Regions from separate parts of the Homo sapiens genome. Here region 1 is linked to region 2. Evidence: read pairs that join two places in POLR2A ChIA-PET (ENCODE). Cell type or tissue: Panc1. All regions are shown on one strand. Each heading gives the region's core, and the rest is flanking DNA. Links, peaks and the distances in the headings are about the cores only.

The links. ChIA-PET counts read pairs that join two places held together with the same protein. Peaks named below come from ENCODE experiments on the same cell type or tissue, not always from the same donor. Only the 100,000 strongest peaks of a DNase experiment are listed, where the experiment ranks them.
Region 1: POLR2A ChIA-PET joins it to region 2 with 5 read pairs; 3 of 35 experiments call an interaction of 5 or more read pairs at or near these places.

The regions. Positions count from the first base shown.
Region 1 is chr4:39,661,681-39,667,057 of GRCh38, reverse strand. SMIM14-DT (SMIM14 divergent transcript) reads right to left here. Exons shown (of 6, transcript NR_183845.1): 6 at 394-935. Among named protein-coding and RNA genes, the nearest start is that of SMIM14-DT, 25 kb to the right of the region's middle. In Panc1, for the core only: no CTCF peak of the experiment used is centred there; no DNase peak of the experiment used is centred there.
Region 2 is chr4:39,563,178-39,568,554 of GRCh38, reverse strand. All of the region lies in intron 3 of SMIM14 (small integral membrane protein 14), which reads left to right. All of the region lies in intron 2 of UGDH-AS1 (UGDH antisense RNA 1), which reads right to left. Among named protein-coding and RNA genes, the nearest start is that of UGDH-AS1, 38 kb to the right of the region's middle. In Panc1, for the core only: no CTCF peak of the experiment used is centred there; a DNase peak (open chromatin) is centred at 2,206; H3K27ac peaks cover 729 bases.

The DNA.
Region 1 (5,377 bases), core at 165-5,164, 99 kb before region 2:
TGCTGGGAATACAGGTGTAAGCCACTGCACCCAGCCAGACCCAGGTTATAGAAGATGATTTTTATGAATATTTTGCTTTGTTATGTATAATATAATCCCCATTATTTATTAATGCCTCCAAAATTGGGGTTTTTGTTGTTACTGTTTTGTAATGAGACCATGTGTGAAACTGGTCTCAAGGAAGGCCCTGGGGGAGAGAGAGCTAACCCCAAAGTAGCTCCACTAAATTTGCATTACAGGAGGGTCTCAGAGAATTTGGTGTCCAAGTGTCACTTTTGGAGTGGTGGAACTGGAATTGGAATTCAGCCTCAGCTGACTCCAAGGCCCATACTTGACCCTGCAGGTGTCAGACCAAGGAAAGTAGGATTCCTATCAGGAAGAAAGAATGCTTAGTTTAGGTCCACTTATTTTTTAGTGAATTTATGCTGTGCCTTGTTTTTGCCACTTTTCTAAAGATTCACAAACCATTTGTCTAATTATCCATTCCAGAATTTTGCCAAAGAAAAATGTGCTCAGAGACTTATAGGTTCTTCTTTTAGAAAACAAGGAGATTAGTCCATCTTCAAACTTCTGGCACCTCTCCTGTCCCCAGTAAAGCTACCACCACATTTCACATTCTTTCGGTAAGACAGAGAATGAAGTTGTGTGAAGGGGCTGGATGCTCTCTTACTTCCTCATCTGCCTTGCACGTAAATTTTTTCTTTACCATGTAGGTCCTACTCCTTCTAATTTGAGGATAATTCTCTGTAACGGAAAAATGATGGAAAAGTAGGAGTTGATTGAGTCTGCTTTTTCCTCTCTCATCTGTTATCATTATACCTTCTGTTCCTTGTTCTTCTTGCTCAGAACATTGACTTTCCTGAAATTGCCATCACATATTAGTGTTACTAAACACTTTTATTACAAGTTAATATTTTTATGACAGGTGCTTTGAGCTAAAAAAAAGAAAAAAGAAAAAAAAAAGAAAAGAAAACCAAGTTAGTATTTTTGGACTAACCTATTACAATGCATCACAGACAGTTCAATACAAAATCTTGCTTTTCAAAATGTCTTACCTATTTCGATGCGTTTTTATAGCTGTTCCTTTATGTAACAAGTAACTGCAATTCACAAAATATCCTATTTATAATATTTCATCTAAAATGTAGAGTTTCAGGCAGTAATTCAACCAATTTACTGCTAAAATAGAGGCCTTATAAAATGGTAGGAACAGAAAGTGAGTTCTATCTCTTAGAAAATACAAAATGATAATGCAGGAAAAAGAAGAGATACTATCCTAATAGAAATTTTTAGACCATTTTTTCCTCTTCCAAGTTATTCATTCTCTCTGAGGAGGTGAACTAGCCTTACATTTTAATACTTGATTTGAATTTCTATATATTCTTTATTTTAAAAAGATATTTGCATCATTTTGTATTTTCCTGAATGGCTAGCAAGAAACCCTCTTCAAAGTAAGTGGTTAAATTCTATGTTCAGTTGCTTCATTTGTGTGATTTTGAACCTCAAAAGAGGTGACTCAGAGCTGACTCTTTGGGTGAATTTCTTACAATTCAGCCACTGCAAAGTTTATGCTTGGCATTTTCAGCATTCTATCTCTTCTCTGTCCTTCCTAAGCTCTCTTTATGTGGCAGGATTTTCAGTTCAGTTCAATAAACATTTCCATAACAGCACTGTCCTTTGCATTAGATTGTGACTGGCGTCAGTCCCAGCCTTTAAGGTGCTCAGAGCCTAGTTGTGAAGACAGCCATGTCAATACGTAACACAACAGTGTGTGATGTATGAAACAAATGAACTATGTGCAAGGTCGTGAAATAGTGCAGAGGAGGATATTCTCACTGTGAGATTCAAGAAAGTGTCACAGAACACCAGCAAGTGGTTGCAGGCACCAGATTTGAAAGGATGAATAGGTATGCAGCAAGAAGTCAAGGTGGAAAGGACATTCCAGGCAGCAGAACACCATGTACAAGAGCATGATGTGTGCAGGAAACAAAGAGATTTACAATGTTCCAGTGCAATGCATAAGGTGGAGAATGGGATTCAGATGTAAAGGAATTTGAACTTTGTCCTGTCCTGCAGAGGGTTTTAAATGGGGAAATGACATAGTTAGAGAAAGATCTCAGAAAGAACACCCTGGCAACAACACACAGGATGATTTGTGAAGAGCTGACTCTAGGCAGAATCACCAATTAAGAGATTATTTTATTAGTCTAGGCAGTGATCTAAGAATTGGTACTGAAAAAGAGAGAATGCCAAAACTTAAGCTGACTTAGAAGTTACATTAACAGGATTCAGTGATTGTTTGGATGTGGGAAAGGGAGCTGGTAAGATGGTGTGATAGTTAATTTGGGGTCAACTTGGGTGGACTAAGGGATGCCCAGATAGCTGGTAAAACATTATTTCTGGATGTGTCTGTGAGGGTGTTTCTGGAAGAGACCAGCATTTGTATCAGTTGACTGAGTAAAGAGGGTCTGCCCTCATAAATGTGGATGGGCATCATTCAATTCATTGGGAACCCAAATAGAATAAAAAGGTGGAAGAAGAGGCTGGGCGCGGTGGCTTACGCCTGTAATCCCAGCACTTTGGGAGGCTGAGGCAGGTGGATCACTTGAGGTCAGGAGTTCGAGACCAGGCTGACCAACATGGTGAAACCCTATCTCTACTAAAAATACAAAAATTAACTGGGTGTGGTGATGCACACCTGTAGTCCCTGCTACTCAGTAGGCTGAGACAGGAGAATTGCTTGAATCCAGGAGGCAAAGGTTGCAGGGAGCCGAGATTGCGCCATTGCACTCCAGCTTGGGTGACAGAGTGAGACTCCGTCATGCGCGCGCGCGCGCGCACACACACACACACACACACACGTGGAATAAGGGCAAATTCACTCTCTCTCTTTTTGAGCTGGGGCATTCATCTTCTCCCATGCTTAGACATTGGAGCTCCTGGTTCTTGGGGTCTTCAAATTCCAGGACTTTTGAATTTCTATATCTTTATTTTTGCCTTGCTATATTTGATAAGACCTCTGATACAATATAATGGAAGTAGTAAATGTGGTTATCTTAGCTTTATTCCCAGTCTCGAGGAGAAAGCATTCACTATTTTACCATTAAATATACTAGTTGTAATTTTTGTACATGTTTCTACTTAAACTTCAAAGGAAGTTCTCATCTATTCCTAGTTCCCTGATAATTTATGTCATGAATGGTTATTAAATTTTGTTGAATGTTGGGCCGGATGTGGTGGCTCACGCCTGTAGGCCCAACACTTTGGGAGGCTGAGGTGGGAGGATTGCTTGAGCCCAGGGGTTCTAGACCAACCTGGGGGTAACATACTAAGACTCCATCTCTCTCTCTAAACAAAACAAAACAAAAAAGGCCAGGTGCAGTGGCTCACACCTGTAATCCAAGCCCTTTGGGAGGCCGAGGCAGGTGGATCACTTGAGGCTTGAGGTCAGGAGTTCAAGACCAGACTGACCAACATGCTGAAACTCCATCTCTACTAAAAGTACAAAAAAAAAAATAATTAGCCGGGCGTGGTGGCGGGCGCCTGTAGTCCCAGCTACTCAGGAGGCTTAGGCAGGAGAATCACTTGAACCTGGAAGGCGGAGGTTGCAGTGAGCCAAGATCATGCCACTGCACTCCAGCACGGGTGACACAGCGAGACTCTCTCTCTCAAAAAAAAAAAAAAAAAAAAGCATCTATGTAGTGTGGGGAAAAAAATGAAAAAAAAAAAAAAGAAATTTTGTCAAACGCTTTTTCTGTGTTGATAAAGACTTTTCTGCATAGCTTGGTTCCTCTCTAATGCCTTGCCCCAGAGATTTCACTTAGCTCAGTGGTCCCAGACTCTCGTATCTACAACCTCAGTCAGCAGGACCGCTATGCTCTGCTCAGAATCAAGCCCTCTGCATTATAGTTAGGGAGTTGTCCCCAGGCAGACAGCTGATCAATCATGGGGCTCACCTCATGAGTTTCCTTTCTCTCAGAAATTGCAGTCTTCTGCTGTTTACTTTATTCTGCCTGAATATAGTTACTACATATGTTTTGTCCAGTTTTACAGTTGATTTCAGTGGGAGAGCTATCCACTATCAATTGTTCCACCATGGTCAGAAGTATAAGGCAAACACAGCAAAATTTCTTTTTGAGACAGGGTTTCACTCTTTCACCTCGGCTGAAGTGCAGTGGAATGATCATAGCTCACTGAAGCCTTGACCTTCTGGGCACCAGGCCCGGCTAATTAAAAAAAAAAAATTGACCGGGTGCGGTGGCTCACACCTGTAATCTTAGCACTTTGGGAGGCCGAGGTGGGCGGATTAGCTGAGGTCAGGAGTTCAAGACCAGCCTGGCCGACATGGTGAAACCCTGTCTCTATTAAAATACAAAAAAAATTAGCTGGGCATGATGGCGGGTGCCTGTAATCCCAGCTACTCAGGAAATTGAGACAGGAGAATCGCTTGAACATGGGAGACAGTGGTTGCAGTAAGCCGGGATCCTGCCACCACACTCCAGGCTGGGCGGCTGAGCGAGACTCCCATCTCAAAAAAAAAAAAAAAAAAATTATAGGCCGGGCGTGGTGGCTCATGCCTGTAATCCCAGCACTTTGGGAGGCCGAGGTGGAGGGATCACAAGGTCAGGAGTTCCAGACCAGCCTGGCCAATATGGTGAAACCCCGTCTCTACTAAAAATACAAAAATTAGCCGGGTGTGCTGGTGGGTGCCTATAGTCCCAGCTACTTGGAGGCTGAGGCAGGAGAATCGCTTGAACCTGGGAGGTGGAGATTGCAGTGAGCTGAGATCACACCACTGCACTCTAGCCTGGGCAACAGAGCCAGACTCCATCTCAAAAAATATATATAGAGAGAGAAAGATGAGGTCTCACGACATTGCCCAGGCTGGTCTCAAACTCCTGGGCCCAAGCAATCCTCCCAGGTTGGTCTCCCGAAATGCAGGGATTACAAGGCTGAACCAACCACCGTGCCCAGCCCAAACACAGCAAAATTTCAAAGATGGTTTTCTCCTTCTCCTAATTATGGAATGACAAGCTGCTGCTGCTTTTTTTTTTTAATTTTTTATTTTCCTGTATTTTCAGTTCACTGCAGCCTCCACCTCCCAGGTTCAAATGATTCTCCTGCCTCAGCCTCCCGAGTAGCTGGGACTACAGATGCATGTCACCACACCCGGCTAATTTTTGTATTTTTAGTAGAGATGAGGTTTTGCCCTGTTGGCCAGGCTGGTTTTGAACTCCTGAACTCAGGTGATCTGCCCACCTCGGCCTCCCAAAGTCCTGGGAATACAGGCATGATCTACCATGCCTGGCTATGGTTAATCTTATGTATCAAGTTGATTATGCCATGGGGTGCCCAGATATTTGGTAAAACATTCTCA
Region 2 (5,377 bases), core at 269-5,268:
GACTTTTTTAAATTGGTTGCTTTCGTTCATTTCTGCCTTTTATTTCTGTAGTTGTATTTTGTATATATTCCATTGTCTTATTTTTTTACTCTTCCCCTTTTCATAGGTGTTATTCCATTGTTTTAGAACAGTGTTTAATCATTGTGATATCAGAAATATCATTTATTCATTTAGTCATAGAAGCAGCTGCTAGGTAGAGTCAATGTTGTTAAAACACAGACCAAAGAGTAAATGGTGGAGAAATATATACATGTATATGTTCTTTTTTTTTTTTTTGAGAAGGAGTCTTGCTCTGTTGCCCAGGCTGGAGTGTAGTGGCACAATCTTGGCTCACTGCAACTTCCGCCTCCCAGGCTCAAGCTATTCTCCTGCCTCAGCCTCCCAAGTAGCCAGGATTACAGGAATGCACTACCACACCTGGCTAATTTTTTGTATTTTTAGTAGAGATAGGGTTTCGCCATGTTGGCCAGGCTGATCTCAAACTCCTGACCTCAAGTGATCCACCCACCTCCGCCTCCCAAAGTGCTGGGATTACAGGCGTGAGCTACCGCGCCCGGCCTGTATGTTCTTATTTATACAATCTATTTGGGCTTTAACATTTGGCACTGAATATGGTTTGGGGTGTTTTTGTTTGTTTTTTGTTTTGTTTTGAGACAGGGTCTCACTTTGTCACCCAGGCTTGAGTGCAGTGGAGCAAACAGGGCTCACTGAATCTTGACCTTCCAGGCTCAGTAATCCTCCCACTTCAGCCTCCTGAGTAGCTGGGACTACAGGAGCATACAACCATGCCCAGCTAATTTTTTTTTTCCTTTCTTTTGAGACGGAGTCTTGCTCTTGTTGCCCAAGCTGGAGTGCAATGGCATGATCTCAGCTCACTGCAACCTCCACCTCCCAGGTTCAAGCGATTCTCCTGCCTCAGCCTCCTGAGTAGCTGGGATTATAGGCGCCTGCCACCACACCCGGCTAATTTTTGTATTTTTAGTAGAGATGGGGTTTCGCCATGTTGGCCAGGCTGGTCTCGAACTCCTGACCTCGTGATCCGCCCACCTCAACCTCCCAAAGTGCTGGGATTACAGGTGTGAGCCACCATGCCCGGCCTAATTTTTGTATTTTTTGTAGAGACAGGGTTTTGCATGTTGCCCAGGCTGGTCTCGAACTCCTGAGCTCAAGCAGTCCACCTGCCTTGGCCTCCCAAAGTGCAGGGATTACAGGCATGAGCTGCCACACCTGGCCCATTTTGAGTACTTAGCATACAATTCTTAGCCTTCTGCTTCTTCCTGATAAAGTTGTAATCTGAGAAATTATCTAGTTTCAGCCTTTAATAACTAAATCTTCTCCATATTTCCCATGTCACATTTTTTTCCTATTGTCACATTGCGGCTTCCTTTTTTTTTTTTTTTTTTTTTTTTTTCTTTTTTTGAGATGGAGTTTTGCTCTGTCGCCCAGGCTGGAGTGCAATGGCGCAATCTCGGCTTACTACAACCTCCACCTCCTGGACTCAAGCAGTTCTCCTGCCTCAGCCTCCCAAGTAGCTGGGATTACAAGCGTGTACCAGCATCCCCAGCTAATTTTTGTTTTTTGTTTTTTTTGAGATGGAGTCTCACACTGTCACCAGGCTGGAGTGTAGTGGTACAATCTCAGCTCACTGCAACCTCCACCTCGCAGGTTCAAGCGATTCTCCTGCCTCAGCCTCCCGAGTAGCTGGGACTACAGGTGCACGCCACCACGCCTGGCTAATTTTTGTACTTTTAGTAGAGACAGGGTTTCACCATGTTGGCCAAAATGGTCTCGATCTCTTGACCTCATGATCCGCCTGCCATGGCCTCCCAAAGTGCTGGGATTATAGGCGTGAGCCACCACGCCTGGCCTAATTTTTGTATTTTTAGTAGAGACAGGGTTTCTGTATGTTGCCGAGGCTGGTCTTGAACTCCTGACCTCAGGTGATCCACCCACCTCAGCCTCCCAAAGTGCTGGGATTACAGGCATGAGCCATTGTGCCTGGCTGCATTGCGGCTATCTGCTGTCTTCTTTCTCGGTGCGTCTGTCTGTCCTCCAGACCTCTTAACTTTTATCCTTGGAATGCTCCAGGACTTAGCCCCTGGATTATTTCCTTTTCTAGACATTCACTCACTTGGTGATCTCATCTGGTCTCATGACTCATTACTTGTATGCTGATGACTGTCTTTTGGGCATTTCCACTGGGATGTCTAACAAGGCACCTCAAATTCAACATCTTCAGAATTTCTGCTTCTCTTGAGATCCTTCCTATAACAGTTAATGGCAGTTCTATCCTTCTGAGACTCATCCTTGGCTTCCCTTTTTCTCACACTGTCCAGTCATCTATCAGCAAGCACTATCTTGAAGATACATCCAAAATTCTACCACTTCTCACTATCCCACTGCCTCCTCCCTGTTCTAGGCCATCATCATCTCGTATGTTAATAGATTATTGCAACAGGTTCTTAACTGTCTGTATTAGTCAGTCTTCACACTGCTAATTTAAGACATACCCAAGACAGGGCAATTTACGAAAGAAAAGGGTTTATTGGACTTACAATTCCACATGTCTGGGGAGGCCTCACAATCATGGCGGAAGGTGAAAGGCATGTCTTACATGGTGGCAGTCAAGAGAAGAGAGCTTGTGCAGGGAAACTCCCCTTTTTAAAACCATGAGATCTCGTGAGACTTGTTTACTATCATGAGAAGAGCGCAGGAAAGGCCCGCCCCCCATAATTCAATCACCTCCCACCAGGTTCCTCCCATGACATATGGGAATTGTGGGAGTTACAATTCAAGATGAAATTTGGGATGGGACACAGCCAAACCATATCACTGTGTTTCTGTTTCTCGTTTTTCAAAACACAACAGATGGAGTGGTTCTGTCAAAATGAGAGTCAGATATCATCTGCATTTTGCTCAGAACTCTTCAGTGGTGTCTGGGCACAGTGGATCACACTTGTAATCCCATTTTAGGAGGCCAAAGCAGGCAGATCACTTGGGCTCAGGAGTTCAAGACCAGCATAGGCAACATGTTGAAATCCTGTCTCTACAAAAAATATAAAACTTAGCTAGGCGTGGTGGCCTGTGCCTATGCCCCAGCTACTCTGGATGCTGAGTTAGGAGATCACTTGAGCCTGGGAGGTTGAGGCTGCAGTGACTGTAATTGAGCCACTGCACTCCAACCTGGGTGACAGAGTGAGACCCTGTCCAAAAAAAAGAAAAGCCCTCTTCAGTGGTTTTCTATTTAATATGTAATAGAAGCTTATTATGACCTATAAGGCCAACATGATCTGAATCCTGTTACTCTTTTGATTTAATCTTTTTCTTTTCTTTTCTGGAGACAAAGTCTTACTCTGTTGCCCAGGCTGGAGTAAAGTGGTGCAATCATGGCTTGCTGCAACCTCAACCCCTTGGGCTCAAGCAATCCTCCCACCTCAGCCTCCTGATTAGCTGGGACCACAGGTGTGTGCCACCACACTTGGCTGATTTTGTTTGTTTTTTATTTTGTAGAGATAGGACCTCATTATGTTGCCAAGGCTGGTCTTGAACTCCTGGCCTCAAGTGATTCTCCCACCTCAGCTTCCCAAAGTGCTGGGATTACAGGCGTGAGCCACCACACCCAGCTTAATCTTTTTCTTATATCCCACCTCACTATACCACCAATCCCAGGTCACTTCACTTCAGCCACATTGGCCTCCATGAACATCCCACAGGCTCCTGAATCAGGAGTTCTCGCTGTTCCTTGTGCCTGAAATGTGCTTCTTTCGGATAATCTCACAACTGACAGCCTCACTTTCTTTACATTTTCACTCCAGAGTGCCTTCTTAGTGAGGCTTCCCTTAGCCCCCTGCTTAAAAGTCATGTATTTCATTTTTAATAGAATCCTTTAAACAAAAGAGAGGATGCTTTCCATTCAGGTTATCTTTATCTAAAAAACGCTAATCTGAAATAACACTATGGGGCACCCTCGCAGAACACAATATGAAAGTATAGGTTGAATATCCCTTATTTGAAATGCTTGGAGCCAGAAGTGTATTCAGTTTCAGATTTTTTCAGATTCATTTACCAGTTGACCATCCCTAACCTGAAAATGTGAAATGTTCCGATAAGCATTTCTTTTGAGCATGATGTCAGCTCTCAAAAAGTTTTGGATTTTGGAGGATTCTAGATTTTTAGAGTAGGAATACTCAGCCTGTAGGAGAATAACAGATCTACATTAGGGAATGATAGAGATCACCCTTGACTCAGCTTGAAAACTGGTAGCTGTGCTTAGGATAATGTAATTACTGTATAGGACCAAAAACTACAGGGTTAGAGCATACCGGTGTATTGTCCACTTTCACTGCTGTTCTGTTTTTGCTTTCCCCAGCGGAAACCTATATAAGTTTATACAAATAATCTTCTGAGGATGGGCCAGCTCTTAGAGCCTCTGTCTCTACCTTTTCATCCTCTTGGTATCCAGCTAAGTTAACAGCTTCATTGTGAATATTCCATTTGGCATTTTATTTGTGAGGCAGGGGAATTGCTTGAAACTGGGAGGCGGAGGTTGCAGTGAGCCAAGATGGTGCCACTGCACTCCAGCCTGGTGACAGAGCAAGACTCCGTCTCAAAATAATAATAATAGAAGAAGAAGAAGAAGAGGAAGAGAAGGGGAAGAAGAAGAGGAGGAGGAGGAAGAGGAGAAAGAAAAAAGAAAAAGAAACTTGAGGCTCAGGGATTATATACCTAAGAGGTGGTACAGTCAAACAGCTATGAGATGGTCTCAGTTCTTAAAAAGTTAATTAGGAGAGACGGGAAACCATTCCTTCAAACTAGAAATGCTATACTAGTCCAGAGAAGGCAGAGGAAAAAGTGGGTGGAGGAAATGGAGATTTTTATGGAAGAGGGATGTAGGTTATAGGTGAATAAATGGAGTTAGTTGTAAGAACATGCCAGACAGGGAAATAACGAGTACCCCAGGAAGACTGAATTTGCATAGTTGGCAAATGCTGCCAGACAAGTTCGCATTCAACTGTTGCATCAGATTCATTTGGAAAGCTTTTAAAAAATATTGTTGGCTCCTGATCCCACCCCGAAGCTGCTCCTGAATCAGATGGTCTTAGGCAGTGCCTTAGAATCTGTGGTGTTGATACTGTCACAGGCTATTCTGATGCATAGCCAGGCCAGGGAATCCTTGGCTAGAGAAAGAAGAGGGGCCGGGGGCGGTGGCTCATGCCTGTAATCCCATCACTTTGGGAGGCTGAGGTGAGTGGATCACCTGAGATCAGGAGTTCGAGACCAGCCTGGTCAACATGGTGAAACCCAGTCTCTACTAAAAATACAAAAAATTAGCCGGGTGTGGAGGCGAGCACCTGTAATCCCAGCTACTTGGGAGGCT